Regions from separate parts of the Mus musculus genome. Here region 1 is linked to region 2. Evidence: chromatin loops called from intact Hi-C (ENCODE). Cell type or tissue: heart. All regions are shown on one strand.

Region 1 (2,500 bases), 52 kb after region 2:
ACCAGTGGGAATTTGCTGCAAGCCTCGCCAGTGAGAAGCAGAGCATTTGGGATGCATAATGCAAAATGGAATCACGCGAAGCTCTTTGGGGTGGGCTGTGCGGCTGGTCTCAGGTCTGGGGAGTCATAGGGAGTGAGACTGGGCTGGGTGGAGAGCTGGCGTGGAGACAGCAGAGGTGATCTGGAAGGCCTGCTCTCTATTTCCATTTGAGAAACAGCCGGGGAGAGGGGGGGCTGCAGGTGGCCCAGGATTCCCTCCTTGCCAGCGAGGGCTTCTGAGAATGGAATAGAGCCATCTCTTGGGCAGCCAAAAGATGGGTGGGCTTGGCCACTGGCTTCTCGTACGTGGGGGTAGGGGGCTGCTGGGGTTCTGGGAGAACATGAGTTCCATCAGGGCTGCTTGCTGACCTTTTATTTAAAAAAAATTGTATTGTTTGTTTTCTCTGATTGTAAATCAAATACATGTGCATTGGAGAAAAGCTGGAAGAGCTAAAGAAAACAATAAGATCATTAAGCCTCCTCCCATCCCCCAGAGTCCCCTGAGTCCAGGCCACCGTTGTTTTCTGCCCATCTCTCTTGTTCCCATGTTCTTGTAGAAGTGGTTAAGAATGTGGGCTTTGGGTGACAAGTTGACTCGTTTGCCACCAAGCCTGAGAACCCGAGTTCAAGCATACAAAGAATATGACTCTGCAGCTTTGTGGCCGTGAGTTCAAATCCTGCCTTGGATCATAGTGCTGTGATGAGCCCTAGGAACATGAGAAAGTTCCACTTCTGTCCAGCCTGAAGGGTGACGGAGACGGAGTGTGTAAGAGCAAGTGGCAGCTTCCAGAAGTAAGATAACCAGACGAACAGGAGTCCACAGCATGTTCAGCTTGTAATATCGGCCTTTTTGGCTGTACGGAATTGGGAGAGGTGGGGCTGGAGGGGCAGCCAGGTCAGAAAGCACAGGCATGGATAACTTCCTTGAAGGGTTCTTAAAGCAACTCACTTGCAAGCTGAGTCTGAATTATGGGTGCATGAGATTTTACGTGTCCACCCTCTCTGCGTAGCTCACCCTTCACATAACATTGGAGTCTCTGTTAAGAGCTTGTGAGCATCACGGGAGGATGATCCACCACACAGGCGAATACAGAATAACCCAGCCATTCCTCCACTGTTGGAAGTTGGAGCTATTTGCCCCTTTAATAATCAGAGTGAGTGGCTGTTTTTGGGTTGGTGGTGGGTATCCATAAGGACATGCTCCCCCCACCCAGGGTCATCTCACCCTAGCCCAGGGTTCTCAGGCTGGAGGAACCAGGGTGTGGAGCTACCTCCCCACCCCCACAGGCCTGGCTCAACGGGGCTCTGATGTCACGGAAAGTTGGCTGGCAGCTGCTGGCTCTCACCGGAGCAAGCCGTGCCCGTCTGGCACCCGCCCCTTGACCACAGCTGGGAGGCCAAACCCCATGCTGGGACATCAAGGCTGGGTCTGGGCCTTCTGGGGCCTCGTTGCTTCATCTTCTGCCTGTTCACTTCAGCCCTTTGTTCTAGCCTCATGGCTCCCAGCCCCTCCCCCAGCCCCAGCCCCCTTGGGATGCAGGAGCTGGGGAGAGGTCTCTGGGCTGTTCCTAATTATTACTGTTACCAGGAAGGTCAGGGACAGACAGCAGCTCCCACTGCCCCAAAGCTCACAAGTAGAAAGCACATGGGGGTAAGCATGAGGGAGAGGGGAAGGAGGCCCGAGGAAAAGAATCGTTGAGGATATGGGCCCTGAATTATTCCTTGTTCATTTGTTTGTTTGTTTGTTTGTTTTTGAGATTGCTTAATCACAACCTTTCTGCTTTCCCTCTCTTTCTCTGAAGCCCTCCCGTATACGGCTCCCCAGTCTCCTTCTGTCATCAATTGTTATTACATACATATATTTATGTGTGTGTATGAACACACACACACACACACACATGCATATCCCAAATATAACCTGTTCAGTCCTTTTACATTATTTGTCTGTATTTTCTCAGGGGTACTGGTACAGGGTTTGGTACTGGACAGCCAGTTGCTGTGTTTCCCTGGGGAGGGCCATCTCTCCTGATCCTGGCTTTGCTCAGTTGCCTGTAGTTCTTTCTTTGTGTGAGGTTGAGGTCTTGTGGGATCTTCTCCTGTGCAGACTGCTATGCCCATGGGCGTCTTCCTTGTTCAGCTCACATGTGGGCAGTCATAGTGTTGAGACTTGATGGGTGGAGATTCTGATGTTACCAGGAGACACAATCTCACAGCAAACTCTCTGATCCTCCCCCCCTCTTCCACAATGGTCCCTGAATCTTAGGTATAGGGGAATCTTGTAGATGTATCTGTTGGGATACACCATTGGTTGTATTTTTGGTAGTGGTCCTTATCTATTGGTTACACATACCTATGGGTATAAGGACAAAGGTTTATGAATGATCGCTAGGAGATATTCTGGTTTAATAAATTAGTGGTTGCAGATTCTCCTCCAATCACCAGGACTTCACTAGCATGGAGTA
Region 2 (2,500 bases):
CTCAAGAACATGCCTCCTTGCCTCCTTCACACCTGGCTTCCCAGCATCTGCTCAGTAACGAGCAAGCAGCGGGCTCTCAGCAAGTGTCTGCTGACAGAATTGACCATGTGGGGACCTCAGGACAGAGCCCTTTGTGGGAACAGTTGTTGTCTCTGTGTGCAGGGAATTTTCCACTAGAATAACAAAGCCAAGGCCAGGTCTTAGGAGACAGAGTTTGCAAGCAGCATGAAGCAGGGGAAGCCCAGATTATCCAAAAATGCATGGGATTTGTCTGCAACGATTCTTATAATAATTAAGTATTTCTGATAAGAGAAAGCTTAAACAATGAAGTCAATCAATGGGAGGCAGTTAAGAGTTAGGGCAGAGGGGATTAGACAGTTTTTTTGTTTTTGTTTTTGTTTTTAAATGTCTTTGAGGACTGACCACCAGGATCTGAGCATACTTTATTTCATCAGAGGTGGCTGGTATTGTCTCTTTTAACAGACGAACAAACAAATCAGAGAGATGAAGCAACCTGCTCACGCTCACACAGCCAGGATGTGGTGATATGGGCTCCAGGGGAAACCACTGCTGGGCTCGCTCCTGAATCTAGCATAGTAATTATTGCTAAGTCCACCCTCCCTTCTTTTCTTGTGAAGACTTAATTATCATCCAAAGCAAACGGGATCAATTTAGGGCATTCAAATTTTGTTTTTGTTTTTGCATTGTGCTTGGCATACTGTCCAGGATGGAGTTGGTCAGGGCCTCTTTCAAGGGTACTGGCGACATGGATACTAGCGATGTGCATTGTCAATACAAGCCTGCCCTTCTATCCTTCTTAAGACAGCCTTTGAATGCCACATGACTGAGACAGATGATTTGTAGGGGAACCTCTGGTCCCCAGTAGGCGACAGACTTGTAGAATAGTCGCAGGCTTGGGTGTTGGCTGGGAGAGCACTTGAACTCACTCCGTTTCTTTATCTGCGTCTCACCACAATACAGCTCAGGCCTGAAGCAGTTGGAGCATTTAAGCAGGCCAGCCTGTGTCACTGGGGTGAGCTGAGACTCTCAAAGATCTCACTTGTTCTTCCTTGACAGATTAGTAGCTTAGTGACCTTGCCCGTGAGCACCTGGGTACTCTTGGGTAGATTGTTTCGACTCTCTGCCTCAGTTTTCTCTAAATGTAGTTAATAGCAGCACCCAATGTGATTATGCTCTCAGCAAGTACAGAGCCTGGCATCCCGGGACGTCAAATCCTTATCAGCTGCTATTAGTAGTGCTGTGCCCTCAGAGACTATCTGCCAGGCTGTGCTTTGAGGAGAACAGGGGGCTGGAGACTGAGGGCAGGCAGAGTGTGGGCAGGGTGTCTGGTCCTATAACGGTGCCCTGCTTCTGTGTCCTGGTCTGGGAGCCTCTCCTGTGTACCAGCTGCCCTCCTCCTCCCACCTCTATCGCCTAGGCGGATAGCCTGTCCACATTGGCTGGGGCAGAAGAGGCCCTGTGAGAGGGCCCTGGCCTCATGCCGCACTGCTGCCCCAACAGGCCAAGAACTCCCTGTCCTGGGAGGGACTGGTCTTGGTGGCAGCTGCTCCTTCTGGGAGGGGACAGGCAGGGCTCTCTGTGCCTCCCCACCCAAGGGTCAGCAGTCCAGAGAAGCACAGCCCCCAAGACCCTCACCACCCCTGGAGGTTGCTTCCTCTTCTGGGCATTGGTCCCAGAAACCTGAAAAAATGAGCCAAGTCCTGGGGCTGGACCGGTGGCTGGCCCCTTGACCCTAGTAACTTGGGCTGGGGGTGGGATAGCTGCTGTCTGCCCTCTTAAAAATCTTCTCCCTCCTCCCTCCCAGATCCTTTCCTTTCCCACACTCTTCCCTAAGCTCATCCACACACATCCACACAGCTCTTCTTAAAGGGACTCAGAAAAGAAGACGTTTGCTAGTTGCAGAATAATGCCCTATTAATATGACTTTGGGTTTGAACTTGGCAATGTTTCTGCTTTTGATTTAAATATCACTTTGGGAAAGGGGAGAATGAAGAAGATTGACTGGGGGGGCGGGGTAGGACTCTCCAGTGTCGCCTATTCGAGAGAAGATTTGAATAGAAAACTAAACCCTTGCTCCCTCTTGTTGGGTTGGTATTTCTCCCCCCTCCCCTCCCCTATTCCACACACCCAAAAGCTCACTTCCCACATACTTCATGGGGATATTTCAAGTTAAGGTTTTGTTTACCTTATAGAAAAGTTAATTAGTTCCTTTTGATCTCAGAGGGAAAACCGCACAGGAAATTTTTCTTCAGAAAGTATACACACGAAGGCGTGTGTTACCCTCATAACCAGAGATATTCATTAAAACAATTCGTTTCGATTTTTAATTTAAAGAAAACATTTTACGTTTTCCCTATTTATTATTAAGAGAGTAATTGTCCCTGGGGCAGGGAAGGAAGGAGGTCGCCGTGGTGTGTGTGCTGTGCTAGCAGCCAGCGCGGGGCGGCTTAGAATCCATCCATCCCTCCTTTGTTTTTCT

Evidence for each region. Peaks named below come from ENCODE experiments on the same cell type or tissue, not always from the same donor. Only the 100,000 strongest peaks of a DNase experiment are listed, where the experiment ranks them.
Region 1: it touches region 2 in a loop (2.1-fold over the local background); 2 of 42 quality-filtered maps call a loop at or near these places.

Annotation. Positions count from the first base shown.
Region 1 is chr2:93,566,812-93,569,311 of GRCm38, reverse strand. No RefSeq gene overlaps it. Among named protein-coding and RNA genes, the nearest start is that of Gm33061, 12 kb to the left of the region's middle. In heart, no CTCF peak of the experiment used is centred here; a DNase peak (open chromatin) is centred at 1,371; H3K27ac peaks cover 1,053 bases.
Region 2 is chr2:93,618,610-93,621,109 of GRCm38, reverse strand. No RefSeq gene overlaps it. Among named protein-coding and RNA genes, the nearest start is that of Alx4, 23 kb to the left of the region's middle. In heart, a CTCF peak has its summit at 1,509; a DNase peak (open chromatin) is centred at 1,439; H3K27ac peaks cover 651 bases; H3K27me3 peaks cover 460 bases.